Regions from separate parts of the Homo sapiens genome. Here all the other regions are linked to region 1. Evidence: chromatin loops called from intact Hi-C (ENCODE). Cell type or tissue: chondrocyte. All regions are shown on one strand. Each heading gives the region's core, and the rest is flanking DNA. Links, peaks and the distances in the headings are about the cores only. Region 1 holds the start of LRRC17 (leucine rich repeat containing 17). Region 2 overlaps FAM185A (family with sequence similarity 185 member A). Region 3 overlaps FBXL13 (F-box and leucine rich repeat protein 13).

Region 1 (11,104 bases), core at 1,806-9,805:
TCCAATTGTTTTTTATATAGATGAATTGACCTTTCAATTGGCTTGGAAATTTCTTATTATCAGGAACTATCATGATCTATAGTCTCACCAGTGCCTATCAAAGTGGGGCAGACAAAGTAAGCTGTTGTCTTGACTGGACAACTTCAAGGTCTACCCTGTAAATAGAAGGCCAGATCACTCCATTTAGGTTTTCTGCAGAATTCTATTACTTGAAATGCCTCTGTGAAACCAGAGAGCCCAACACTCAACTCAAAAGAATCCACATGCAAATTCCCTCTTTTACAGAGTAGGCCTTGTCTTGGTGATTTTTTTCAGAGAATTTTTTATTTAAATACATACTTTTCCATTCATCTTAGTAGTAAGTCCTTCAGGTGTTAGAAATTTAACACAAATGACTTCAATTCTTTAATGGAAAAAAACCCAAAAGAAAGGAGAAAAAAAAATCTTTGTAGTTTCTATAAGAATTGTAATTTCTCTAAAGATTATAGTGGTAGCAGAAAAATAAATAAATAAATCACAAAGAGAGGACTCACACCCCCCCCCATAAGAAACAGTTATCAAATAATTAGAAAAAGATAAAAACAAGCTGTAAACATTGCCTCAAAGCAGAATTAGAATTACCAAGTGTTCTCTGGGCTGGGAAAATGATGAATCAGATCTTACTCATGTAGGGGACACGCGTCTTTGCCAAAATTCAGAATAAAGAGTATGAGTATTGCACAAAATTTGCCACCTGTGATTTTGCTGTCAACTGACACTTTTCCCGTCCCTAGCAGCTTTAAGTCTGCAGAACTGTAAATCCCTAGAAAGGCCTACAGGGCCACCCAAGATTCCTGAGCTTTGCCTTCAAACTGATGGTTCCATGAGGTTCCACTGTGAAAAGAGCTATCCAGAGATTTTCAATCCAGGAGTCACTTAGTCTAATGAACAGCCTCTTTTATCTAAACCAGAGGTTCTTAGCTGGGGAGCAGTGGATTCCCCCAAGAGGATCAGGGATAGAATTCAGGAGCTCCATGAATTTTAATGGGGGATATAAAAAACTCATCTCGGCTAGTTGCACTGGTTAATGCCTATAATCCCAGCACTTTGGGAGGCCGAGGTGGGCGGATCACCTGAGGTCAAGAGTTTGAGACCAGTCTGGCCAACATGGTAAAACCCTGTCTCTAATAAAAATACAAAAAAAATTAGCCAGGCGTCGTGGTGGGTGCCTGTAATCCCAGCTACTTGGGAAGCTGAGGCAGGAGAATCACTTGAGCCTGGGAGGTGGAGGTTGCAGTGAGCCGAGATCATGCCATTGCACTCCAGCCTGGGTAACAGAGTGAGACTCCGTCTCAAACAAAAAAAAAAAAAGAAGAAACTCATCTCTACTTTTATTAACTGTAATTGAAATGTAGGTAAAAACTACAGAAGTATTAGCAGTCTCTGGGACATTTTTACTCATATAAATCACAAATATATTCTTATCACATTTCAATTGTTATAAGTATTTCAAAATATCACTGATAGTTCACAATCACAGCAGTTATTAGAACTGCCACAAAATCTTACTTAATATGTTAATAAAGAAGCACATATATTACTATTCTACTCATAAATGTTTTTTTATTTGGTAATTATGTATTTCAATATAATTGGCTGTTTTTGTAATCTTATATATTTTATTTTATGCATTTAAAAACTTTATGCCAAGAAAGGGGCCAGAGACCTCAGCTGACTGCCAAAAGCCAAAGGTGTCTGTGACATTAAAAAAAGTTAAGCACTCCTAGCTCAGTTCTCATTTTTGATATTTGTTAACTGATCACATGGATTTAAAGAAATTGAATACTAGGTGTAGATCGAGGTATACATTCAATGTGAAATCCTTCAAACTCTTGGAATTATTGTATGCACCACTCTTGGAGATAAGTATCCATTTCATTAAATGGAAGAATAATACAAAGTCCATAAAAATAGTTAATGTGTTACTATCATTTCACATAGTAGTAGCAATAATATTACATATAGTTTTAAATCTTCTACTATGTCCCTGCCGATTTTGATTGTTAAAATCACCCTCAAGATAATACTGTTACTTCTGTATTCTCATTTAATTGTCACATCTTTAAAGGGAACAAGCAGACCAGATTACATCCATGTTCCAGATGAGAAAACTGAGGTTCAGGAAAGCTGGAGGCCCCACAGTTGATCAGTGTAAAAAAAAAAAAAAAAAAAATATTTTAATCTCCACTTAACAAATGAGAAAACAATCTCTGAGAGATTAGGGAGGTTGCAGTAAGTGTCAGGGCTTGGATTTACATCTCATTTGGCCGGATTCAAAAACCTTGTGTATTTTGCACTGTGTCACGCGGCCTGCCTCACAACTCCTTTCTACAGATTATAAAGCTAAAGGATTGCTAGAAATGACACCCTGGTGTGCCTCTCCCCACCCCAAGAAAATTGTACTCAGTTGAATCACAGGGTGTACCCCAGGGAGAGGAAGATAACGCATTTCCAAAACTTTAGCACAGCTCAGTCCACTCGACAGCCCCAAGAGAGGGGGCGTGTCTTTGGGATATTAGCACTGCTTTCTCCTTCAGGCCCTGCCCACCTAGTCACTGGTGAGTCCAAAGCCTTCCCCCTCGCTCTGTCGAATCTCACGTACACAGCCCTTCCCAGATCGGGATGTGTGTTCTGAATCAAGTAATTCGCTATGGCATGCAAATCATTATATCATATAGATGTGTTTTTCAAAATCTGATTAATGGTCAGTGCTTGTATATCTTATTTCCCATTTATGGGAGGTAAACTTTATTCACCTGTGTGATTTTGAGAGGCAGAGAAGCATTTTCTCCTCACTTTTCATTCTTTTTGCTTTCTAATTTGCTATTAAGCTGTTGCATATCACAAACTAAGAGCATGATTGCTAATTCCATTAGAAGAGCAGATAGTAGTGGGAATCCTTGACCTCTTAAAAAGTGCCAGGCTTTCTGGGCACGGTGGCTCATGCCTGTTCCGAGCACTTTGGGAGGCCAAGGCGGGTGGATCACCTGAGGTCAGGAGTTCGAGGCCAGCCTGGCCAACATGGTGAAACCCTGTCTCTACTAAAAATACAAAAATTAGCTGGACATGTTGGCACGCGCCTGTAATCCCAGCCACTTGGGAGGCTGAGGCAGGAGAATCGCTTGAACCAGGGGTTGGGGGAGTGGGGAGGAGGTTGCAGTGAGCCAAGATCTCACCATTGTACTCCAGCTGGGCAACAAGAGCGAAACTTCGTCTCAAAAAAAAGTTCCAGGCTTTGGAGGGCTTGGGAAATTGTCCACGGAGTGTCCTCAAACTGCGAGCCCTCGTATGGTAGTACAGGCTCATCCTAACTACCCTACTTTTTTCTGGAAGCTGTCATTTTGGTCATTGTGGTAATACCATATTTAATCTGTTTCAACTCCAGCGAGATTTATAGTCTCTGATGTTGCTTTTGATTCTTCTCATGTGTTGCCTGCTTATTTGCAAACTGGTCTTCTTAATCCATGCTTAAACTCTGCATATCAATTAGTCTTTCTTTAACTATAATAATGAAACTGTCACAAACTCATGCATATTTAAACCTATTTTTTAAACTCATTTGCTTATCAGATCTATTTTAAGAGCATGGTCATATTCAGTTTTGCCTTCTGTCCCAAATCCTCACTCTCCTGTAACAGTCTCCATTTAAATGTTTACAAAGGATTTGTCCTTTTATATATTTTGCACATTATTTTGGTACTCCAGAGATAAAACCTAAAAGCAACAATACACTCTGCAAATTTGGTTTCACTTCCAAACAATATGATTGCCTCCCCCACCTCACACACACCAAAAAAGCTTTATCCCAGTCAACTTTCTTAAATATCTAGGCAAATATTATTGAACTATTAATACTTTCACTTGAAATGTATTACAAGGTATTAAATGTATTGTGTGTTACCTTATATAACACTGTAGTCTCCTTTAATTAACAGGTAGAGAGTTAACAGTAAAGTTAAATGTTGAACATCTGCAAGAAGAAGAGTTGAATTTACAGTTTTCTTTGTCATAGTGGCTTAAGAAAGATTTGAGAGAACAACGGAAGTATAATACTTTCCTTCCTCTCTTTTGTCTTTTCAGGCACTTCCACAACTTACAGAATCTTAGTTTGGCTTATTGCAGACGGTTCACAGACAAAGGCTTACAGTACCTGAACTTGGGGAATGGATGCCACAAGCTCATCTATCTGGACCTCTCTGGCTGCACCCAGGTTTGTCTTTCAGTCTTCTCTTTGCTGCGGTGTGTGAGGAAGTTCTCCAGAGAATGGGCTGCATTCAGCCCTCACGTTATACTAATGCTGTGCACGGACCGCAGCACACTTTTCAGAGGTTTTAAATTACATGGCCCCAGCTGCTGAAATTTTCCCCAGGATCGCTATTATAGGCTCTTGGCTTCCTTCCACTGGAGTGTCACACAGACAAACAGGCAGAGCTCATTGGATGAGGAAACGGACCACTTTTGTGGAGACAGTCTGAGCACAAGTCTAAAGCAGAGTCCAAGTCCTGAAAACTCTGGAGTTGCTACCAAGACACAAACAAAGAGAATGTTTTGAGGGAGAATTTTGCATGGGATTCCTGAAAAGTCAATTAACTCCCACATGGGTTTTTTTTTGGGGGGGGGGGGGTAAAATGCTATAAGTGATAAATAGGAAAAGAAAATACAACAAAAACTCATAATTTAAAAAATTGCATTACACCGTTGGGCTGAATAACATGAAGATTTGAGATCTGCGTGGGAAAATATTTTAAGTTTGAGGGAACAGGACTTGGAAAGTTGGGCAGAAAATTGGATCAAGTTGCAGAGGATAGGGCATGGCGCTTTGGATGTAGCTACTGCCTCATTGATAGTTTCTTCTGCTTTAATTTCAAAAGATTTAAGCCATAATTCTTTTAACTTATTTTCTTCTGCCTCTCTGTGTATTTTATTAATTTGGTGTCATAGTATGTTCATTATTCTATGAGAATAATAGCATAGGTGAGAACTGGCTGAAATATTGATAGTTATCATTTCTTGAGTCATTACCATATGCCAAGCATTGTGTTGAGTGCTATACACAGATCAGATTTACTTCTGATACAGTGCTGTGGTGGTATGTATTTACTATGCTTATTTACAAATGAAGAGACCAAGGCTCAGGGTGGTTGAATAAGTTGCCCAAGTTTGCACAGCTGATGAAAGCACATGGTACTAGTACAGTTTTAAGCATCTGTTGCTAGATACTGGGGCAGGCAGAGTTCCCTGGGATAGTGGGAAATACAGGGGCAGCATGGGTTTCTCCCCCAGGGTTCTTGAATGGATAGAATTCTTACCTAGTCACCTCCACTGACATCTTGTGGTATCCTGATGCCCTGGGTGGTCTGGAGGGAGTTGGGGCAAGGAGGGGAGGATTCTAAGTTAGGGCTGTAAACATCTAACATTCATATTTGTTTAAAACTGATCTGCTGATGTGTAGCTTTTTAAACATCAACATCTACCATAACTTTATGACTGAGATGGCATTGACGTTCTCCTCAGCATGACTGAATTTTAGACCAGCTTCTTACTGACTCTAGGCCCTGACTTCTTGTTTTCTTGTTTCTTAGAGCATTTGTTTTAGAAAACTTGGAATTATAAGTTCTTTCTCTGCCTACTTTGAGATGTCTTTTTAACAAAAGCTTCTTGACAGTTTTACAACTCAGGAAAGTCTTCCTCAAGGACCTGGGATCTATCCCTTTGATATATAATCATCAAAGAAGATATCTCTCAGTTCCTGTGGGTGGGTAGAAGCCTAACTTTGATGGGCACCAATTAGCAAATGCCAATGGCCCAATCACAGAGAAAAATATTTGCAAACTCAGGAACAACTTAATGTGCTTGACATATCCCACTGATAAGCCTGCCCCTTAACTATAAATCCTTCAGTACTTTTCTAACTCGCCGTTGTGCTTAAACCCTCCTCATGGTATGACTTACCTCCTTCTTCTTATCAATTTCTCAGTTACCATGAGGCAATTATTGTAGCAACAACACACAAATGTATACACAAGTGTCCTAAGGATAAATATTCTCAGACACAGTAAAGTTGAAATGAGAGGCTTCAAATCTATGACCTACTGCCCAGATATGCATACAAAACACACATAATTGGAGGAGGTGAAGCAAGATGGTGGAACAGAAGGCTCCACCCATTGTTCCCCACCCAAGGACACCAAGTTAACAACTATCTACAGAGAAAAAACACCTTTGTATGCTTTTAGGCTGGGCGCGGTGGCTCATGCCTGTAGTCCTGGCATTTTGGGAGGCTGAGGCAGAAGGATTACTTGAGGCCAGGAGTTCAAGACCAGCCTAGGCAACATGGTGGGACCCACGTCTCTACCAGAAATGCAAAAAATTGGCCAGGCATGGTGGTGCATGCCTCTGGTCCCAGCTGCCTGGGAGGCTGAGGTGGGAGGATTGACTGAGTTTGGGAGATTGAGGCTGCAGCGAGCTGTGATCCCACCACTGCGTTCCAGCCTGGGAGACAGAGTGAGACCTTGCCTCAAATAATTAAGTAAATTTGTTAATGCTTTTCTCTTGCACGCCTGTATTTTGTTAGGAGTGTTGGCTGTCACCCTTATGGGTGAAAAAAGGTATCATACCTTTCTGCCCCATGGTACTAACAGGACAGAGACCTCAGGTGTCTAATAGCTGCTTGGTGGTGGTAAGGGGTAAGAGGAGCAGTGCATGGGGATTCACGTGGTGTCTAAGAAGGTGGCATCCAGCAGGGCATAGGCTATTTACAGTTGAGAGCCCGTGACAAACTGGAAAACAGAGATTGGAGCCCGAGCCACGCTGAAGCACACACCAGGCTGAGAGCTTTTCCCAGGCATCGCATACAGCACTCCATGTGAATAAAGACCCCCTCCCCCCAACACACAAAGAAAAAAAAAAGAAAGAAAAAGAAAAAACACCTTCATAAGAACCAAAAATCAGATGAGCAGTCATCGTACCTGGTTTTAACTTCATATGACTGAAAGAGTCATTGAAGAGATAGAAACAATAGTCCTGAATCGCCAGTGCCACCCCTCCAACATGGTGCAGAGAGCCTCTCTGGGTGCTGGGGAAGGGAAAATACACCAATTGTGAGGCATTGAACTTAGTGCTGTCCTGTTGGATCAGAGAGGAAAACTGGACCAAACTCAGCTGATGCCCACCCACGGAGGGAGCATTTAACCCAGGCCTAGACACAGGGGAATTGCCAGTCCCAGCAGTCAGAACTTGAGTTCTACAAACCTCACCACTGAGGGCTACAGTGCGCTGTGCCTCCAGGTAAACTTGAAAGGCAGTCTAGGCCATAAGGACTGTAACCCTTAGGCAAATCCTAGTGCTCAACTAGGCACAGAGACAGTGGACTGAGGGGTACATGACATACTGAGACACCAGCTGGAGCAGCCAAGGGAGTACTGGCATTGCCCCTCAACCAGCCCCAAGCCTCACAGCTCATCGATCCAAAAGAGACCCCTTCCTTTCCCTTGAGGAGAGGAGAAGGACGAGTAGGGAGGACTTTGTCTTGCATCTTGGATACCAGCTCAGCCACGGCAGGATAGGGCACCAGTTAGAGTCATAAGGCCCTCGTTCCAGGTTCTAGCTCCCAAGTTACATTTCTAGACACACTCTGGGCCAGAAGGGAACCTGCTGCCTTGAAGGAAGGGACCCAGTCCTGGCAACATTCATCACCTGTTAACTGAAGAGCCCTTGGGCCCTGAATAACTAGCAGCAATACCCAGCTACTACATTGAGGGCCTTGGGTGAGCCTCTGTGACTTGCAGGCTTCAGGTGAGACTCAGCATATTACCAGCTAGGGTAGCTATGGGGCAAAACTCTTGCTTGCGAGGGAAAAGCAGTGGGGACAGTCTTACACCTTAGATACCAGCACGGCCACAGGAGGGTAGAGCACCGAGGCAGGTTCTTGGGGTCCGCGATTCCAGGACTTGACTCTTGTATGGCAATTCTGGACCTGCCTTGGGCCAGAGGGGAACCCACTGCCCTGAAGGATGAGTCCCAGGTGAGGCAGCATTCACCACAAGCTGACTTAAAAGCCCTTGGGCCATAAGAGAACATCATTGGTAGCCTGGCAATACTACTCATGGCCTGGGGTGGCGGTGGCTACAGGGTAAGGTTCCTCTGCCTTTGGAAAGGGGCAGAAGAGTGGGAAGGACTGCATCCTATAGTTTGCATGCCAGCTCAGCCGCAGTGCAATAGAACACCAAGTAGACTTCTAAGGTTTTTGACTCTAATCCCTGATTCCCAGAGGGCACCTAAGGACTCACCTGGGGTCTGGGGGACCTCACCACCCTGAAGAGGAGGACACAGGCCTGGCTGGCCTTGCCACCTGCTGATTGTAGAGCCCCAGGGCCTTGAGTGAACAATGGCAGTAGCCAGGAAGTGGTTACAGCAGGCCTTGGGCAAGACCCAGTGCTGTGATAGCTACAGGTCTGACCCAGTGCAATCATAGTGGTGGAGGCCACAGGGGTGCTTGTTTCACTCTACCACCAGTTTTGGGTGGTTCAGAACAGAGAGACTCTGTTTGGGAAACAGAAGGGAAGAGAACAAGAGCCTCTGCCTGGTAATCCAAAGAATTCTTCCAGATCTTGTCCCAGACCAACAGGGTGGTACCTTGACAAGTGTGCGAGAACCACAGCATTACTGGGCTTGGGGTGCCCCCTAAAGCAGATACAGCTTAGATTACAACACTCAAGTCCTTTCAAATATCTGGAAGGCCTTCCCAAGAAGGATGGCTACAAATAAGCCCAGGCAGTGAAGACTACAATAAATACCTAACTCTTCAATGCCCAGACACCGAAGAATACTGGCATCAATACCATCCAGGAAAACATGACCTTACCAAATGAACTAAATAAGGCACCAAGGGGCAATCCTGGAGAAACAGAGATATGTAATCTTTCAGACAGAGAATTCAAAATAGCTATGTTGAGGAAATTCAAATTAATTCAAGATAACACAGAGAAGAAATTCAGAATTCTATCAGATAAATTTAACAAAGAGATTGAAATAATTAAAAAGAAACAAATTCTGGAGCTGAAAAATGCAATTGGTATATTGAAGAATGCATCAGAGTCCTTTAATAGCAGAACTGATCAAACAGAAGAATTAGTGAGCTTAAAGACTGTTTGAAAATATGCAGTCAGAGGAGACAAAATAAAAAAGAATGAGTCTTTATAGCAGCATGATTTATAATCATTTGGGTATATACCCAGTAATGGGATGGCTGGGTCAAATGGTTTTTCTAGTTCTAGATCCTTCAGGAATCGCCACACTGTCTTCCACAATGGTTGAACTAGTTTACAGTCCCACCGACAATGTAAAAGTGTTCCTATTCCTCCACATCCTCTCCAGCACCTATTATTTCCTGACTTTTTAATGATCATCATTCTAACTGGTGTGAGACGGTATCACATTGTGGTTTTGATTTGTATTTCTCTGATGGCCAGTGATGATGAGCATTTTTTTATGTGTCTGTTGGCTGCATAAATGTCTTGTTTATTGCGGCACCCTTCACAATAGCAAAGACTTGGAACCAACCCAAATGTCCATCAATGATAGACTGGATTAAGAAAATGTGGCACATATACACCATGGAATACTATGCAGCCATAAAAAGGGATGAGTTCATGTCCTTTGTAGGGACATGGATGAAGCTGGGAACCATCATTCTCAGCAAACTATCGCAAGGACAGAAAACCAAACATCGCATGTTCTCCCTCATAGGTGGGAGTTGAACAGTAAGAACACTTGGACACAGGGTGGGGAACATCACACACCGGGGCCTGTTGTGGGGGGGCGGGAATGGGGGAGAGATAGCATTAGGAGATATACCTAATGTAAATGATGAGTTAATGGGTGCAGCACACCAACATGGCACATGTATACATATGTAACAAACCTGCACATGGTGCACATGTACCCTAGAACTTAAAGTATAATAATAAAAAAAAAGAATGAAAAACAATGAAGCACACCTACGGGATCTAGAAAATAATTTCAAAAGGGCAAATCTAAGAATTGTTGGCCTTAAGGAGGAGGTAGACAAAGAGATAGAAGTAGAAAGTTTTTTCAAAGGGAAATAACACAGCCTGGCCAACATGGTGAAACCCTGTCTTTACTAAAAATATAAAAATTAGCCAGACGTGGTGGTGGGTGCCTGTAATCCCAGCTACTCAGGAAGCAGAGGCAAGAGAATTGTTTGAACCCGGGAGGTGGAGGTTGCAGTGAGCCAAGTTTGTGCCACTGCACTCCAGCCTGGGCAACAGAGCGAGACTCAGTCTCAAAAAACCAAAAAAAACAAAAACAAACAAACAAAAAAAACCCAATCAAACAAACAAACAAAAACCAAAGGGATAATACCAGAGAACCTCCAGAAACCTAGAGAAAGATGTAAATATCCAAGTACAAGAAGGTTATAGAACATCAAGCAGATCTAACCCAAAGAAGACTACTTCAAGGCATTTAATAATCAAGCTCCCAAAGGTCAAGGACAAAGAGAGGATCCTAAAGGCACCAAGAGAAAAGAAACAAATAACATACAATGGAGCTCCAATACATTTGGCAGCAAACTTTTCAGTGTAAACCTTACATGCTAGAAGAGAATGACATGCCATTTTTAAAATGCTGAAGGAAAAAAACTTTTACCCTAGAATAGTATGTCTGGTAAAAATATCCTTCAAACATGAGGGAGAAATAAATACTTTCCTAGACAAAAGCTGAGGGACTTCATCAACTGTCCTGTCCTACAAGAAATGCTAAAGGGAGTACTTCAATCGGAAAGAAAAGCAAGCAATAAATAATCACCTGAAGTTGCAAAACTCACCAGTAATAGTAAGTACACAGAAAAGCACAGAATTTTATAACACAATAACTGTGGTGTGTAAACTACTCTTATCCTAAGTAGGAAGACTAAATGATGAACCAATTAAAAATAACTACAACAACTTTTCAAGACATAATCAGTACAATGAGATATAAATAGAAGCATCAAAAAGTTAAAAAGTGGGGCAGGGGGACAAAGTTAAAGCATAGTGATATGGTT
Region 2 (8,000 bases), core at 1-8,000, 150 kb after region 1:
AGACTTGGAAGCCACAAACTGAGGAAGCCAAGTCTCTGAATGTCTCTAAGGAGCTGCACTTAGGACAGACACTGTAGTAAATATCAATATTTTGTGTCAGAGGTCTAAACCCTGAAAAACCTACATGGTTTGCACCACAAAAAAAAAAAAAAGCTGTAATTCTTTTCTAATATTTCATATAAAAAAGTTGTGGCCAGGTGCGGTGGCTCATGCCTGTAATTCCAGCACTTTGGGAGGCCGAGGCGTGCGGATCACCTGAGGTCAGGAGTTTGAGACCAACCTGGCCAACATGGTGAAACCCTGTCTGTACTAAAAAATATAAAAATTAGCCAGGCGTGGTAGCAGGCGCCTTAATCCCAGCTACTTGGGAGGCAGAGGCAGGAGAATTGTTTGAACCTGGGTAGTGGAGGTTGCAGTGAGCCGAGATCAAGCCATCACACTCAAGCCTGGGGGACAAGAGTGAGACTTCTCTCAAAAACAAAACAAAACAAAACAAAAAAAACAAAAAAAACAAAGTTGTATGTGTCCAGATTCGAAATTAAGCATCAAAATGATAATCAAATTAAAACTTCATAATGACCTAGGCTAGGAATAAATACTAGAATTTCAATAAAACATTTTCATGAATGTCATGAAAAGATCTATTTAATCCAATAAAAGATTCTGTTTTAAAATTGTATATTATTTCTGACTTTCTAAGTTTACAAACCAGATTTATAAATTTATCAGTGACTACAAGTCCTTCTTAAAGCAGATTGGGACATTTCTTCTGAAATTTTGAGTGCTATCAAAGTTATCACCTGTGTTTTGTACAGTTCATGTAAATTGTACTTCTTGAAAATTTCAAAAATAAAAAAGTAGTTACTAAAGGAAAAGTTTATGCATGTATGCCAAATAGTTGAAGAACAAAGGACTTTTGAAGTGCAGAGAAAATGAGAGAACTAATACTCAGCAATTTATCTATCAAGATATGTTTCCATAGAACTTAAAATAGAGCCTAATTTACATAGGAAATCTAAATATTTAAAATAGAGTTTTATTCATTAGTCACTGTTCCGGATCATAACATAAATTTTTAAAATACACAAAAACAAGTAACATGAACACTCTTACATCTTAATCGAATCAGTTTGTTTAAATCATGGGTTATAAATAAAACCAATCCTAGCAAACCATTTCAAGGAAGTTTTTCATTGTCTCCAATAGAGTCAGAAAAACCATATTTATATTTAAAACTGTATTTTGTAGAATACATATAAATATATGCATGTATTATACATGCACAGCATTCTTTGAAAAGTATCAATATTCAAATATCAGAATTTAATAAAATATTATTCATATAAAACCAAATTTAATTTTTGATTATTTAGAAGGAAATCAAGATAGTAAACTCATAAAATTTTACATCTAAACACAACCTATTCAAGTACCTATTCTCCCACTAGATTCCCATCGTCAGAAAGTGAATATTTAATAAGTCAATGAATAAACTGGTTTCTTTTGTAGTAGAAGGCATACACACTTAACAGATGTGATTCAACCAACTATACAAATAGGAAATATGACTAGTCAATTAGCTTACTCAGTTTCTTACATATAAAATATAGTTAGCTATACTTAAAAATTTCACTTGAAAAAACACTTAGGATAAATTATTTTCTTCTCTATACATAGGAATCAACTTGCAAGGCCAGGAAAGATATATTGCTCCTTTCATTACTCTTTTCCTCATTAATGGGCATGCTCTAAGTACTCGGCACTAGTATGTTAGATGTTGCTTTGCCATCAGGGTATATAAAAATATTGAAAATGCAGACAAAAAATAAATTTCATGCTCTTGTTTCCTTTCATGGAAGACTTAGAAGCCACACACTTAAGACAGCACCATCACTTTTATGGAAGGAGTCCAGTTCCTGAATGCTACCATGGAGCTAAGCCCAAACACTGTATGGAACATCTACATTTTCAGTCATAAAGCACGATAAATGTCCTGAAACTCAAGGAACTTATAATGTAGAACATAGCTGAAGCAGTGCATCTGTGTTATAGTACTGTCTTCTTGGAGGAAACATCTTTACAGTGAGCCAGGAAGCCCTCAAAGTGATGATGGAATTTGCGGTTGCAATCAAGTTCACTGTTTAAAAACCTCTCCTAGAAAGCCAAGAAACTAGGATCAAATCCTTGCTATTCCACTAATTAACTTGTGGAGTTGAGAGTAAACAATTAGACATTTCTAAGTCTAGTTTTCCTCATCTGTGAACAGCCAATTGTTCATTAAGTAAAAGGGGCTGGCCAATTTAGGTACTCAATACATGTTTGCTTTCAACCACCCACCCACCCACCTACTGGCACAAAGGCTCCAAACTCTACTTGTAAAATCCACCAAAAAGAAAGTTACTGCATTATATTTGTGTATAAATGGTTTTTACAACATCTATATGTTGGATTTTTTTTTTCTGCTCTCTCTGGAAAAAAATTAGTTTAAGCCTTGCTTAAGAAAAAAGAAGCTAAAGTAAATAAATCCTGACCAAGAACGCATATATTCTCAGTTTGTTTTCTGTAAGTCAAATGTTTAGAAATAGCAATGTATTTTCCCATAAAAACAAGTTTTAAGATTCTCAAGCCAGTTTATTTAAATATAGCCAAAATATATACCTAATTTGTGTTATATAACCATCAGCATTTAGCACAAAGAATTCATTGAAATATATATCCAGAGTTCTAGGTTGGGAAGATCTTGGGAGAAATAATTCCCACCAAAATTCCAGGAACTAGAAAACTGGGACTTACTTTCACCAGCCATGACTCTAATCTTCTCACCCACCAGGATGTGAGACTAAACACTGCCCGCTCTCCTGTACCCCTCCCATCCCAAACCCCAGACTACAAACTCCAAAAGCATGTTCATACAATCCCTTAGGACAAGGATGGAAATAGAGGTGATAGGGGAGAGGAAGGCAAGAAACTTAGAAGTGTCTGAAGGGTGATTTTTTAAAAGTCGAGGCACTGGGGTGTGTCCATGGAATTAAGAGGGGTTTCCTGTCTTAGTTCTCTCTTGTATATGCTGAAAAACCAAAGCAGAGTGAGGAACAAGGACTAGGTGGAGAAAGCAAGGCTGAACATGGAAGCTTTTCTACAGTTACTTCTGTGAAAGTAACTATAATTTGAAACTGGATTAAATTTTCCCTTCCCCTTCTCCTTCTCATTGCTGTACTAGTATTACACAAAGAAGCTGTGAGAAACATCTAAAAGAGTTCTTTGCATTGAGGCAGGGTGATAATGGACCACTGGAAATGAGGTGGGAAGTAACATCCCAAAGGGGATGGTAGTAACTGAGAAAATAAGAAAGTATATTTAATCCTTCTACTCTACTCTGAATTCTTTAACGACAGGTTTCACCTCCTGCCCAACTTTGCACCCTTGGTGCCTGGAAATCTGGCACACAGTAGGTGGTCAATAAATGTGTCAAATGAATGAATAAATATAACTGTAGTAGATGCTATATTCCTCATCCAGATCCCACATCATAACTGAAGGGCTTATTTTCCTAGCTATTGGAGTACTGCTGGCAGACAGCCCTCAGCTGTCAGCCGTCTTTGGGAATTACCTAGCAAAAAGGAGTCACTTCGGCCCAAGATCATACTCCTTCCTGGGGCAGCTTGCATCTAATGATTGGGGATATAAACGTCCAGCTCCTCTCACCCCAGCTTGAGACAACTCTGAGGGACCATCCCAGCTTCAGAGCTCTCCGTGTGGGTTACTGAAACTGTATCACAGTCCAACTTCTCCCATGGAAATCTGGCTTTCTTCCTTTACATGGCATTGGTCCCAAGAGGCCTCCCTAGTAAATTCGCTGTGCTCAAATTTCCATTTCAGAGTGTCTGCTTTCAGGGAAATTCAACCTGAAACAATAGTCCAAAAGAGGACCTAGATTTAAACCAGCTAAGGAAAGGTATCTGATTTCATATTAAAGGTCAGTAAATATAAAAAGGTTTTATTAAGGCTAAGGAATTAACTTTCTTTTCCAGCAATGTATTTCCATTTTAGCTACTTTAAGTAATCAACAGACCTAAGTACTTTGAGGACTGCTTCAAAAAAGACCACCTGTTTTACTACCATCTAGGCAATTAATGATAAACTGTACCAAATTCAATTTATCTAACTTAAAAGAATGCAAAAAAGAAACATTATGAATTTAGTGTAAACATGGTATAAAGCATTGCAGAGAACAGACTGCTTTTCCTGTGGATGTTAATCCACATCTGACTTGATAAGGAATTGTTTCTCCACTAAAAGCTACTAAATACATTAAGCACAGTATTTTTCATTATGATTAAGATAGTTAGAAATGCAATGCTTATATAAAAGTCACTTTTAAATTATGAAGAGTTACAAACTACCAGATCTACTTAAGGTACAACTGAATAAAAAATAAATAAATGAATAAGTAACAAAACCATTTGCTTCATCTGGGTACAGCTCCATATGTACTTAAGCTATTTTGGGCTCAAATAATACTTTAACCTTGCAAGAATGCTTGAGGTTTAACCATTAAATTGAGGCTCCAGAACTATTTCAAGCATATAAGTATGCTTTTTAAAATTTTTTTTTAGAAGACTACTTGCCAAATTACTACATAGCATGATTAGCACTAACCATGCTTTCTAATGCCACTCTATAACTCTTGCTCACAACTAAAATCTGAGAGTTTTGCCAGAGTGTACAGATACCAATATCCAGCTTTACTATAGAGGTGAAATGAGTGGACTATATATGGAAAAAGTCCGAATCTGTACTTCCTGGAATATGGCTCAAAAGGCATTTAGCAGATGTTTTATACTGGATTAGTGATTATTAATTCTATCTGTATATATTTCAGAAAACATACCTGGATTTGAATCATCTGCTCTGTGGAAATTCAAGAAGCAGCTGAGTGACACTGAACACCAGCATGCCCTTTGCCATATTACCTCATCATTATACTCTTATTTTCTTTCAATAATGCAAACATTAACTATGTAATATTTCTTGCAGAGACAGGATTTAGAAACCACAAGAGGATATTTATCAAAGAAAATGGAAACAACAGGGTGCTGAGAAAACCTGGTGCCAGTACAAATACACGCAAAACATTTAAAATAAAGTTAGTATCAGAGTTGCTATAATTACCTTCCACCAAATGTTTCATTAATTTAACCCTCAGCTTTCTTATGTTAACATAAAAGCAATCATTCAGTACCCATCTTTACCTAACACTGCTTTTACTTCATCTCCTGCATGTATTTCCTTGCTATTTGTTTCCTATTATAAGAAAACACAGGCTGGATGCAGTGTGGCTCACACCTGTAATCCTAGCACTTTGGGAGGCCAAGGGGGTGGGTCGCTTGGGCCCAGGAGTTTGAGATCAGCCTGGGCAACATGGCGAAACCCCATCTCCACTAAAAATACAAAAATTAGCCTAGCGTGATAGCGCACACCTGTAGTCCCAGCTTCTCGGGAGGTTGGGGTGGGAGAATCACCTGAACGTGAAAGGTGGAGGGTGCAGTGAGCCAGTGTCACGCCACTGCACTCCAGCCTAGGCAACAGAGCAAGACTCTGTCTCAAAAAAAAAAGAAAAAAGAAATGCATTAAAAATTAGACTTACTATTAGTTCCATATATAACAGCATAATCTTTAATCTCTTGCACAAATAAAATTAAATTAGCTTTATGAGTCATTTTATTTTTATGGTTTTTTTTTTTAAAAAGATGGTTAGTCTGCATTTCATTATTTAAAAGGCCAGTTTCCTGATCCTTTTTTCAACTACAGAGTCATCTCTTAAAATTTATGCTATGTGGAAAGTCTCAGATGTATTATGCCTTTGTCAGCTTACCATGAACACTTCCTAATGTAATATCCCCAGCAGCAGAAGACAGAAATGATGATTCTGTATAAAGATACTTGGCTTTCAGCAAACCATCTTCGGTAGATACAGTAACAGAACTTCCCTGCAGTTTATCTATGGTCACAGCCTAGTAAGAGAAAGACTAATCAGTTCATTATAAAACAAAGACTGGTAAAAAGCCAAAATGCTACCTGTGGAATCAGTGGATAACTACATAAAATGTTACTACCTAGTACACAATCACTTTATTGACTCTGATTCCCTACCTCTAATTACGAGATTCTGAGCAATAGTGCATTCTCTGCAGAATATGGAACAGATCCAATACATTCCCCCATTGACTTAGGTCTCCTTTAATTTCTCTTAATGTTTTATATGTCCTATATAAAATTCTTAATCTTTTATTAGATTTATTCCTTTTAGATATTTTTAAGTGCTATTGTACAAGGTATCTTTTAAAATTTCATTTTATCCTAATTGACTTTGTATTTGATCTTAATCCAACAACTTCACTAAAGTCACTAATCCTAATAATTTATCTGTACTTTTAAAAATTATATATGTGTTATTATACTGTCTACAAGTGATGGCTTCATTTCCTCCCTTCCAATCCTTATATTAATACTTTTTTTCCTGCTTTTTCTTTCTTTTTCTTGCCTTAACCATCTGTCTCAGGCCCGCAATTCAACAGTGAATAGCAGCTAGCAGAAGCAATGGGACAGCAGGCATCCTTGTCTTATTCCTGTTCTCAAAAGAAAAGTTTACAACATTTCACCATTAAGCATGATGTTTGCTATAGATATTTTTAAAATAATTTTTATCAGATTAAGGACATTCCCTTCTATTTCAACTTTGTTTGATTGCTTTTGCTATTTAAATCATGAATAGGTTTTGAATTTTAGCACATACTTTATCTGATTCTATTGATTTATCATGATTTTTCTCTTTTAGTACATTAATTAGTGAATACACTATTATTTCTAGAACTTTTCCACTTGACATCTAATAAGGCAGTAGCTTTCCACCAAACTAAATGGAAGGAATTTAAATTTACTATTTAATGACAGAACAAAAAGTAGATTTAAAAATCAGTATCTTCCTGACAGAGGTATTGCTATAAATTTTCTTTTCTACATGAAAAGAAAAATTTTTCACTTAGTTATTATGAATATATATGTAAATACATATATATAGTTCTTACAAATAATGAAAGCCAAGTTTTAAGGAAGTACTGTGGCTTCATAGCCCAGACTGAGAGGAAAACTGACAACTATGTCATCAATTCACCAAATAGACGAAATGGGTTTCTGTGTTCTCTGCTAAGTTATAAAACTAAACTTAGATACTGAAATTAACACAATTTAAAAACAGTCATGTAGAATAATGATGCTATTATTTATAGTGCTCATTTGATTCTCACAACCTTGTTAAGTGGACAAAGCAAATATCACCATCCTGTTTGCTGAATAATGAAACTGAGTCTCTGGGAAGCTAACTGGTAGGTCTAGAACCCGTCCAAGTTATCTTTCCTGTGATTCCTTTACCTTTATCATCATCATCGTGGTAAGCATTACATTAGACTTAGCTATGTGCCAGACGTTGTTTTAAGTATTTTACCTGTATTAACTCATTTAATCCTCTTAATAGAGGATTTTTTTAGTTTGTTCTATTACTATTACCCAATTTTCCAAAAAATTGAGACACACAGAGGTTAAGTAATTTGTCCAGTTATAGAGCTTAGTGAATGGTGGAGCCAGAATTCAAACACAGGTAGTTTGGCTCTGAATATATTCTGTGCTCTTAACTAATTCACTATATTTGTCTCTCAAATATCCAAATCACATTTCTATGAAAGTTGTGTATTAAAAGTTAATAGATTTCACAAGTATTTATTTTATGTTTTATAAAAACTACAAACTTAGAAATATACATTAAAAATCAATACTATATGTAATAAAAATAGGAAAAAAACCCTAGACTGATTCTTTAGTACATAACAAAACTCAATCAAGAAATAAAATTGTATAATAGCAAGTAAAACACATGAATATTCAATAAACCATAAACATTGGAACAAATAAATAACTGAGAGGAAACAGTGGCCAAGATATTC
Region 3 (11,104 bases), core at 1,812-9,811, 150 kb before region 1:
GTCTTCATTATGTACCAATCTCTATGTTTTGTTGGTAGCATTAGCATCTGGCTCACCATCTTCCTTTTTCTCTACTCCTGTCATTGTTCTTGTGCCCGCAGTATTCACAGGGATGTTCCGTTCACATCCTTGACCTTTCTTCCAGTTATCTTTGCTTTCACCGTTCCTCAGTCATGTCCTTCTATGGTCATACTCTTAACCATTTTATCCTAAATTGCTGTACCATCTCTGAAATCTCCATTTCTTCATCCACTTATCTCTTAATTTCTTAGCTCACTCACATTGGAGCTTCTACACTAGCACTTCTTCAACTGACTCAAACCACCATTTCATTCAATTATCTTTGCACTGTCAAATATTACTCTTATGTCCTTATTTCTCTCTTTACCCATCTTAGATTCCTTGGTTCATCATTATTGTGGATGTCTATTACCTAAATGTCTTTACAACATTTAGTGATTTAAAATAACAGTATTCATTTTATTATTGCCTCTCACAGTTATGGGAGTTGACAGAATATTATTGCTTGAGATCCCTCATGCACTTACATGTCAGAGTGGCTGAGGTTAAAATCATCTTGAAGGCTTCCTTACCTACATGCCTGGCAGTTGATGCTGGCTGTCGATGAGGACCTCTCCTGAGACTGACAGGTAGAACATCTATGTGTAACATCTCCATGTAGCTTGAGCTTCCTCACAGCGTGGAGGCTGGGTCCCAAAACAGGTGTCCAAGAGACAGAGCCAAGTAAAATCTCCTTTTATAACCTAGCCCCAGAAGTTACTCAACATCACTTTCACTGTATTCTCTTCATTACAAGTGGATTATTAAGACTAATCCATATTCAAGAGGAGAGGAATTAAACCCCACCTCTTTATGTAAGAAATATCATTTGCAGACATGCTTTTAAAATGCCACCACACCATCATTATGATCACTTTCAAATACGATTATCTCCTTTACCTGTTTCTCCCTCTGTCCTATTGATGTGACAAACACCCATCCCTGGTAAAACTCAAATATCCAGCAGTCCGTGCTTACCCCTGAGCAACTGAACATTATTTAAAGGAAGAACACACAATTAAACTGAATTGTGTCACTTTAAATTCAATCCTCAGTTGTCAAATGGGCTCTCAATATCCATAGTCCTACATTTCCTAGTATTTTCAGTTTCTGACAATTCCATTACACCCACAGTGAAAGAGTAGACAAAAAAAAAAAAATTCTTGGGAGGCCGAGGCGGGCAGATCACCTGAGGTTTGGAGTTCAAGACCAGCCTGACCAACATGGAGAAAGATCACTAAAAATACAAAATTAGCTGGGCGTGGTGGCGCATGCCTTTAATCCCAGCTACTCGAGTGGCTGAGGCAGGGGAGTCTCTTGAACCCAGGAGGCGAAGGTTGCGGTGAGCTGCGATCACGCCATTGCACTCCAGCCTGGGCAATGAGAGCGAAACTCCATCTCAAAAAAAAAAAAAAAAATCCTCACAAAATTCTTCCACTGAATATTAAAAAATCAATTGCATTTCAATTCACTAGAACCAAAGTTTTAAACAGTAGCTTTTAAAAATTACATTCATAGGCTGGGCGCAGTGGCTCACGCCTGTAATCCCAGCGCTTTGGGAGGCTGAGGCGGGTGGATCATGAGGTCAGGAGCTTGACACCATCCTGGCTAACAAGGTAAAACCTCGTCTCTACTAAAAATACAAAAAAAATTAGCTGGGCGTGATGGCGGGCGCCTGTAGTCCCAGCTGCTCAGGAGGCTGAGGCAGGAGAATGGTGTGAACCCGGGAGGCAGAGCTTGCAGTGAGCCGAGATCGCACCGCTACATTCCAGCCTGGGCAACAGAGTAAGACTCTGTCTCAAAAAAAAAAAAAGAAATTACATTCATAATAGCCACAAAAAATATAAGGTTTCTTAGGACAAGATGTGAAAGACCTGTTTGGAGGAATTTGTAAAATTTTATTGAAAGATGTTTAAGGTGACCTAAAGAAATGAAGTACTCTGCTGTGTTTATGAATGGGAAAATAACAACATGTAATGTCTTCCCAGAAAATGTATAAATTCAATGCAATTTTAGTTAAAGTCTAAAATTTTTTTCCCCATAAAACTAGACAGCTGATTATAATACTGCAGAAATATTGAGGAGGAGAAAAGTAGCCCTTGACACCTAGAAGCTGGACTGGTGTCATGATCTAGACCTTGGCATTGCTTTGGGCTAGCATGTTGTTAAGCCTTGTCAGTGCTGGAGGGACCCTGGAGGGAGAGGGACTTCAGTTCCTGGTTCCTGTGTGCTTCCTCACTTCTTGTTCACATGACACAGCTTCCAGGAGCATGTGTGTGGTGCACCCAGTGGTGCCCACTCTTCAGCAAGTTTTGCTCACCAGCCTCAGCCCATTGGCACCCCAGCAGGGGGCGTCTGCTCACTAGTGTGAGCTGGTGGGGTCCTGTTCACCAAGCCTTGGACCATCATGGCTGAGAACTATCTCTGTCTCAGGGCAACCTAATGGACTTCCCCACTATACCTCAGCCACACTCCACATTCTCTGAATCTCAGCCTTGGGGAGGTGGCTGCCCTCCTTCCAAGGTTATTTCATCTTTGGGTACTCTGTCTGAGCCACAGGGTGTCCTTTAGTGTTCTCTTTTGCTCTTAGTAGTTACTCTCTTTTTACTAGTTAGTAATTCTTTGAATTGCATTCTTTATTAGAATCTCTTTATGAGATAGAATAAATTGTTCTTTATTCAAAACACGGGTGTGATTTCTGTCTCTTGACTGGACTCTGAGTGATACAGGAGGATTAACTGGAGAGGGACATGAGAACTTTCCGGAGAGTTGGAAAGAAACCACACCCGGGGTGTGGGTATTTTCATTATCAAAATTATACTAATAAGATTTATGCATTTGAAATAATATAAATTTTACCTTAAATTATAATTGAGAATAGGTAGAAATGGGTAGATATATAGATGATACAAAAATCACAGAATAATTATTGTTGAAACTGGGTGATAGGTACATAAGTGTTCCCTATACTACTGTTTCTAAATGTTTGAAATTTAAAAATCTAAAATGAAAGATAGTTATGGCTAGGCTTTTTTTTTCAGAATGTATGTTGCTAGGGATGGATGGAATGACAGATTTGATTTGGCTGTGTAGTCATTTTCTGTTTGTTTGGTGTGTCAATTATCTATTGCCATGTGACATGCAACCAGTTAAAGCACTTGGTGGCTTACAACAACAGGAATCACTTAGTTTGCTTAAAAATTTGAAATTTTGGCAAGGTTTTGCAGGGGGTGGAAGATCCACTTTTAAGATGATATCTTCTTTTGCATGCCTAGCAAGTTGGTGCTGGCTGTTGGCTGGGAGTTCAGCCAGGTCTGTGAACCAGTAGGCTTGGTTCCTCTTCATCTGGACCTGCCCATGGGCTGCTTAGACTTCCTCACAGTATGGTAGCTGATTTCTAAGACCAAACCTCCCCAGAGAGAACCAGGTAGAAGTTATACCATTATTTATGATCTAGATTTGGAAGTCAACATTATTTTCACTTAGATTCAAGGGGAGGGAACATGGAACCCATTTCATGATGGGAGGTATAACAAAGGCACATTGCAAAAAGAACATGGAGGATGGGAGATACTGTTATGGCCATTGTGGAAAATATAATCTGCCATACTTGGCTTGTTCATATAAGGGGAGTCAGATCAAGTTGGATCTCAAAGCAGTCTCTAAAAAGATATAGATCACAACAGCATCACTCAGTAAGTGGATCTCAATTACTGTAATTACCCCCTTTTCTTCTTCCTTTCCCATGTTCTCCAGGAGCAGATGTCTACTGGGCATTTACAAGTTGCCTACGTAGCATCTACTTCCCTCTTCCTAATATTTCCTACATTCTTATTCTATACGCTGTCTCTTCCCTCACCTAGCCCATTTGCTTCAAGAAAACTGTCTATCCCCATCTCTGGGGTTGGACCCCAACTGGCTTGCAACAACCGGTGCATTCAGTTTCCCTGGCCATAATGTTTGTAACGACAGGGAGGCAGAAGGTATAGGGTCATGGGGGAGGGCAATATGTAATCCAAGCTGATTTAGATCAGGATGCTGGTTGGATATACCCTCTCTGGATGTTGATGGGGAAGCACTTAGTCCTGGGAACATTGGCAATTACCTGTGTGGCCACAAGGAGAGAGAATTTTAGCATGAAGTGGATTCCACAAAAGGCCAGTTGGGGAAATGGAAAGAAACCAGGCCCTAGTGACATCAGTAAGCCACTGGGTTAAACCCACACTGAAGCTTCATCTACCTTTGAATTTCTTGTAGGAGCTAATAGAGTACGTATTAAGTTGAGTTTGTTACTTGAAACCTAAAGCATCTGAAGCAAGATGAGGGGATTATTTCTTATTTGTAAGACCTTCCTAGGCCCCACATGATGGCTCATGACTGTAATTCCAGCACTTTGGCAGTGTGAGGCAGGAGGATTCCTTGAGGCCAGGAGTTTGAAACTAGCCTGGGCAACATAGTGAGAGACTGTCTCTACAGAAAAAAAAAAAAAAAAAAAAAGCCTAAGTTTGATTCTAGGCTTCACCAATTGTTAACTGGGTGACTGAGAAAATTTCCAAATCTCTCTGCTTCAGTTTTCTTTATAGTAAGATTCCAGATGGATGTGATAGAGGGCTTTATTTTCTAGAGTGGGAGGAAGAGCCATTGTGAAAGAGAAAAGTAGAAAAAGAAAATAGCAAACTGTGTCCTCAGGCAGATCAGTTTAAGTAAAGAATACAGTAATCCCTCAGTATCCATGGGGGATTGGTTCCAAGACCTTCCTTGGAGACTGATGTTGGCTGATAAAAAGTGGCATAGCATTTGTATATAACCTATACACATCCTCTTCTATACTTTAAATCATCTTTAGATTACTTATATCTAATACAATGTAAATGCTATGTAAGTAGATGGTATACTGTTTCATTTAGGGAATAATGACAAGAGGAAACATTCTGTATGTGTTTAGTGCAGATAAAACTTTTTTTCAAATATTTTTGATCTGTGGTTGATTGAATCTATGGATGCAGGACCCATGGATATAGAAGGCCAACCTGCATAGGAAAGGTGAAGATCTGAAAGTGGACTCCGTTATACTATTCTTGCCCATGTAATCCTTCAAAAGTCTTTGTGGGCTCTTGGAGATTCACATGTCCAACTTAAAGACTACTGGATTCTATGTTCAATTCAAGTTAAACAAGTAACTTAATTTTTTGAACAGATGAGGCTCTTGACACCAGCCAGTCTTTTCTCCTGGGGAACAGCAAGAGTGGTCAGCTGAGGGGGATACACTAGGACATTCTATCAGCAAATATTTGCTGGGTCTCTACCACGTGCTAGTTGAAAACACCTCAATGGCTTCAACCACTTGGAGCTGTAACTCTGAGGCTGTCCCTAGCCTGAGCTTGTCTCCTGAGCTCTCTGAGCATTTATCCATTTGGGATGAGATTATACATTGATAATACCTTTTGGGAAAACAGTTTTGAGATATGTATGAAGATCTGTAATATATACCTTTTGATTCTATATTTTCATAGAAATCTATCTTGGAGAAATAGAGATGAAGATATTTACATTTCATCATTAAGATTCAGGAAAAATATATTTTAGAAATTCAGAGGTTTTTTTTTTTTTAAGTCACCTGAAGATAGGTAGAAATTGTAGGAAAACTAAGTATTGCCTTGCGATCCCTCACTCTCCTTGTATTCTTCATTTCTGTCTCTCAGAACTCTGAGATACTCTTTCCACCACTGTGGGAATTAGCTTAATGTGCCCTCTATTTTTGGATATACTCCTTCCCAAAGGCATTTGTGTTTTGAAAGAGATTATTAAGATAGGAACTCATATAATAAAGCCTTATTGGTAGACCTTCAGACAGTGGGTCATCCAGAAATAACATAGAAACCCTAGTTTCTCCCTCAATTTTCTACTAGGTAGAAGTCAGTACATTGTTTACAGACAAACAAGGACTGCCCCACAGGGACCAAAGATGAGCTAGATATTATGGTCTACAAAAACATTAAGCAGATACACCTAGTGATTGTATCTGAGAGGAAGAAAGTACTCTTCAAATGGTGAGCTCCAATTTCAGTTTAGCATTTAGGGAAGATGAAAAGAGTTTGCAAAACCAGATCTGCTCAGCAGAGGGAGTACTTAATCTACAAATTATGGTTTTAAAGCAAAGGTTTGTTTTTTTTTTTTTTTTTTTGGTAATTATGATTTTTCTGAGAAGTTTTTATGTTTTATGTTTCTTTCAAGATTAAGTTGCCAATCAGGTTTTTTTTTTTTTTTTTTTTGAGACGCAGTCTTGCTCTGTTGCCCAGGCTGGAGTGCAGTGGCGCGATCTCAGCTCACTGCAAGCTCCGCCTCCTGAATTCCTGCCATTCTCCTGCCTCAGCCTCCTGAGTAGCTGGGACTACCGGCGCCTGCCACCATGCTTGGCTAATTTTTTGTATTTTTAGTAGAGACGGGGTTTCACCGTGTTAGCCAGGACAGTCTCAATCTCCTGACTTCGTGATCTGCCTGTCTTGGCCTCCCAGGTGTTGGGATTACAGGCGTGAGCCACCGTGCTGGGCCAGGTATTTTTTTTTAAGAGACTAATTGCTGCACGTATTTGTCAGAGATGCAAGAATCAGAAATTGCTGATTCTTGAGCAAGGGACTGCCCTGCCCATTTAGGAGAGGAGGAGCTGGATACACTAACTCATTTTGCTGGACCTTGGGCAGGAAGGCTGTGGCTTCTCCAGAGGACAGTTACCTTTGCTGAATTCCCTCAGCCCAGCCAGGCAGTTTACACGTGTAGTTCCTGAGGTAAATCCACAGGACACTAAACAAAGAAAAGCACATGATTTATTAATTTTCCAATAACAATTTTCTTAGAGGGGATGAGACGGCTGGGACTGCTTCCCCTCTGGGACAGGCCCAGTCCGGCAGGTATCAGAGTCCTTTGTCTCACTCTTACCTCATAGAGCCTGCTGCTCCTCACCTGTCCTGTCCAGTCTGCTTTAAAAACCTTCAAGTCTAACAAAAAACAAAAAAGAAAAAAACAAAAAAAAAAAACCCTTCAAGTCTGGTCCTGAGGGGCATCTTCCTCTTCCTGGGGTCTCATCTGAATGTTGAAGCTAGTTGGCCTCTTTCAGTAATCTTCCGGAATATTCATTTATAGAGTTTCTAAAATAAAATTTTGACACCATCTATTTCAATGTTAAAAAGACATAAAAGCCCCTTTATTTTCAAAATTGTGACTTACTAACTTCCATAAATACAAATTAAGATATCTCCCAAAACAACAGCGTGCTACCTCCATCTCCGTCCCACAGGGGGATGGCAATCATTTGTGAGATACTGCTTTAGATATGTTTCAGAGGTTGGGGTAGGGGATAGGGAAATGGAAGGGACTTTGAACAATGTTTTTCTGTTTCTTCACCTGCTGAGGGTTCCCCAAGTATTTGATAATCACTTTTATCTCTGCACTTTTGGAGTAATTATTTTTTATATTATAATATTACTATTTCAGCCCTCAGCGTATTTCACTATGTTTATCTGAGTATCTAAAAAGCTAAGCAAGACTTGTTCTCTTAAGTGTCTTACATTTGTTTTTGTGTGTCCACCAAGGGTTATAATAGTTACTATCTTGCTATTTATATTTGAACTATTGGTCTATTCAGTTCTCTCCTAGCCATTTTCCCCTAAATGCTTTTGTCCTAACATCTTCTATTAGGTGTGGTTTAAGTCAGAGTCAGTCTCTGTCTTTCTCTCTCAGTCATCACACTGGACTTTGAGTGGTACAAGGGAATATTTTCAATTTATTTTCTCTATGTCCAAGTGTTTTCCTCTAATTAAGGTGATAATTAACAGTGGAATGGTTAAAAATAGTGATGGACCAGGCACAGTGGCTCATGCCTGTAATCCCAGCACTTTGGGAGGCTGAGAGGAAGGACGATCACTTAAGGCCAGGAGTTCAGGACTAGCCTGGGCAACAGAGTGAGACTCCATTTCAACAACAAAATTAAGTGAGTTTGGGGGCTCATGCCTGTAGTCCTAGCTCCTTGGGAGGCTGAGGTGGGAGGATTGCCTGAGCTCAAGAGCTTGAGGTTACACTGGGTTGATTGTGCTACTGCACTCCAGCCTGGGTTACAGAGCAAGACCTTGTCTCAAAAAAAAAAAAAAGTATATATATATATATATATATATATATATATATATATATATATAAAATATCTTGCTATCATTATCTGTTGAATGCCTATTTTGTGCTAGACACTATTCAAAGCAGTTTTTAATTTTCATGATAGCCCTATAGCGTATGAACCTTTATTATCCCCCTTTTTTAAGGAAACGGAAACAGACGTAATTTGTCAATGGTTGCATGGTAGAAGATTGCAGATCCCAGATTTAAACCAAGTGGACTCCACCCTTTGCATTATCTTGCTCTTTGAAAGATAGGTAGCAGGAGAAAGGAGTGGAAGCAACAGTCCTGGTTAAACCCATGTTTGTCCTCAGGACCCAGAACATCCTTCAGAATAGATGAGAAATATTGGGAACTGAGTGTAGGGAAGTAGAGCCAAAAGAAACTGAGGATTACGTAATTGCTTTGTGAATTTACAAGCTTGAGAGAGCTAATCCAATAATTAACTCATGGACTTTTTTGTCCTTGATTGTGTAAGTTTTTACTGAGAATATTATTAATAATAAGGCCCTGATTAATGTTTTTGAGAGTCAAACGTTAATCTTATGGGAATGTTTATTTTGCTTCTGCTTACAATAAAGACTAAGTTAATGGTTTTGTGATTTTTATTTTCATTGGGCAGGGAAAAAGCTATTGATTCATTAACTGCTGTCTTATTGGCATGTAGCTATGCGCTGTTCACTCATTAATACAAAAAATATCATGCTGTGCTATTTTGTCCAAGGGAAAAAGACAAACAGTGAGATTTCTTTCTTTATTATTATTTTTTGAGACAAGGTCTTTCTCTGCCACCCAGGCTGCAGTAGAGTGTTGTGATAATAACTCACTGCAGCCTTGAACTCCTGGGCTTAAGCAATCCTCCCACCTCCCACCTCCCACCTAGCAAGTAGCTAGGGCTACAGGCACACGCCACCATGCTCAGCTAATTTTTAAAACAATTTTTGTATTTTTTAGAGATGGGGTCTCACTGTATTGCCCCGGGTAGTCCTGAACTCCTGTCTTCAAGCAAACCTCCCACCTTGGTCTCATAAAGTGGTGGGATTATAGGCATGAACCACCACACCTGGCCAACAGTGAGATTTCCTATGTGAAAAGTGTGCATTTCAACTCTGCTAGTTCCATATGCCTTTATTAGCATTTCAGAGACTTATCCTCTCAACCTGACTTCTGCAGGATAGCTTTTCAGGAAAAGTAGTTTATTATAAGTGGAGCTTGGAAATATATATATAATCAATTTCTCACATACATTAACCAGATCTCAACTTTCTTAAAAATGTACCATAAAGCTGAACTTCATTTAGGCACTCATTCTCAGACATCAGTATGCATAGGAATCACCTGGGGAGCTTAGTAAAATGCAGGTTTCTAGGCCCTATTCTCAGAGACAAATTCATTCTCCAGGTGATTCTGATATAGATGTCCTCAGGGTGCCAGAATAAGATGGAGAAAAGGATGTAGAGTGAGGAATACAAAAACTCAGTACTCTGGAGACCCAGGCACAGAAGTGCTAGAGAGCAGATGGGCTTTTCACCAAGGATATTGAGGGAGCTGTGGGAAGTCTGATTGGCCTCCAGATAATAGATGGCTTCAGCCCTTTTTGTTAGGTCCCTGTAGGACCCACTCTTGCTGGCTCTTTAGGTAATAGATGACTGTCCAAATTCAGGTTGCAACTGTGGTGAGACCACTAATCTCCTGTGCAACTATAGTCTCTTGGTTTGGGGGAAAAGGAAGTCAGTCTGCAGGTGGCTGAGCACTTGTAAGCAGTTACTATGGGCTTGGTCTGAAGGCAGAGCTGGAGAGGGAGAGGGATCTAAATCTTACCTTTCTGCCATTCTCTAAAGGACTGAGCTTCCTGCTTGAAGGCTGTACACTAAGAAGAGGAGCATGGAGCCATTGCAAAGGGGGAGATTGTTATTATGCAGGGTCCAATTAGGAGAAATTACCCTTTTTAGTTTTGGAGGAACAGTATGAGAATTGCTGAGAGTCTAAGAAAAGACCCCAGGCCTAGATCTGCTGACACTTGGCCTATGGAGGTAGGGAGAACTGCTCTGTGTAACTCAAGTGATGGAATTATTTTATTCTGGAAATAGAGGATCAAGAGAAGAAGCCAGCAGGAGTGGGTCTGAAGCATCCCGACCACCCCCAACATGCACACTAGACCCCACCAGAAAACAGTGAACCACAAAGGGAAAGAGAAATGCCGATGGAGAATTCCAGGTGGTTTCTGTGGGAAGTGTGCTGCAGACCTTTTCATCTGTCTCAAATGGAGAAAACATCAGTAATTCTGTATATCTTGCAGACACTTTTAACAAGAAGTTTCTTCTTTTGGGGGGACCTCATAAGGAAAATGAGACAGCAGCAACTTTACGAGTTCCACATATGTGCTTTAAACAGTATCTTAGATCCAGCAAGTCCATTGTTTCCCACCTATGTGTACTAAGCTACAATTTTTCAAATGTATATACTCGGTAGATGTTGTGAATGATAAAATACAAATGTGTTTTTAAGAGTTCTTAAATTCACACATTTTAATGGTGGATTTTCTCAATCTCTTTTATGGTTGGGTCTAAGGAACTTTTTGGCAAAACAAAAACAAAACAAAACAAAACAACAGAACAAAACAACCCCCCCCAACCCCAATGAGTTTCTCATACTTTAAAAGGCTAGAAAACCCTGATGTAAAGCATCATAGTTATGTCTTCAGATTGGCTATAAAGAACTTACTCCTCAAGTAATGCAAACCCTCACGGTACAGTGACTTTATTGTATTGTTTATGATGGATTTTTAGAAAGAGGCAAGATAAACTGCATTTTTGTTTTACTTTAGCAGAATATTAACACTGAATAAATACAGAGGGGTATGTAAAAACACATTTACTTT

What was found. Hi-C counts contacts between places; a loop is a spot of excess contacts. Peaks named below come from ENCODE experiments on the same cell type or tissue, not always from the same donor. Only the 100,000 strongest peaks of a DNase experiment are listed, where the experiment ranks them.
Region 2: it touches region 1 in a loop (9-fold over the local background); 3 of 110 quality-filtered maps call a loop at or near these places.
Region 3: a loop joins it to region 1, with 2.6 times the contacts of the local background. A loop is called at or near these places in 11 of 110 quality-filtered maps.

Annotation. Positions count from the first base shown.
Region 1 is chr7:102,906,231-102,917,334 of GRCh38, reverse strand. It overlaps FBXL13 (F-box and leucine rich repeat protein 13), which reads left to right. Exons shown (of 21, transcript NM_001394494.2): 12 at 4,120-4,249. It overlaps LRRC17 (leucine rich repeat containing 17), which reads right to left and starts at 4,335. Exons shown (of 4, transcript NM_001031692.3): 1 at 4,190-4,335. In chondrocyte, for the core only: no CTCF peak of the experiment used is centred there; no DNase peak of the experiment used is centred there.
Region 2 is chr7:102,759,287-102,767,286 of GRCh38, reverse strand. It overlaps FAM185A (family with sequence similarity 185 member A), which reads right to left. Exons shown (of 8, transcript NM_001145268.2): 4 at 5,876-6,014. Among named protein-coding and RNA genes, the nearest start is that of FAM185A, 14 kb to the right of the region's middle. In chondrocyte, for the core only: no CTCF peak of the experiment used is centred there; no DNase peak of the experiment used is centred there.
Region 3 is chr7:103,057,166-103,068,269 of GRCh38, reverse strand. All of the region lies in intron 1 of FBXL13 (F-box and leucine rich repeat protein 13), which reads left to right. Among named protein-coding and RNA genes, the nearest start is that of FBXL13, 12 kb to the left of the region's middle. RefSeq lists a silencer at 2,274-2,568. In chondrocyte, for the core only: CTCF peaks have their summits at 2,200, 2,399 (motif pointing right), 5,965 and 6,173; no DNase peak of the experiment used is centred there.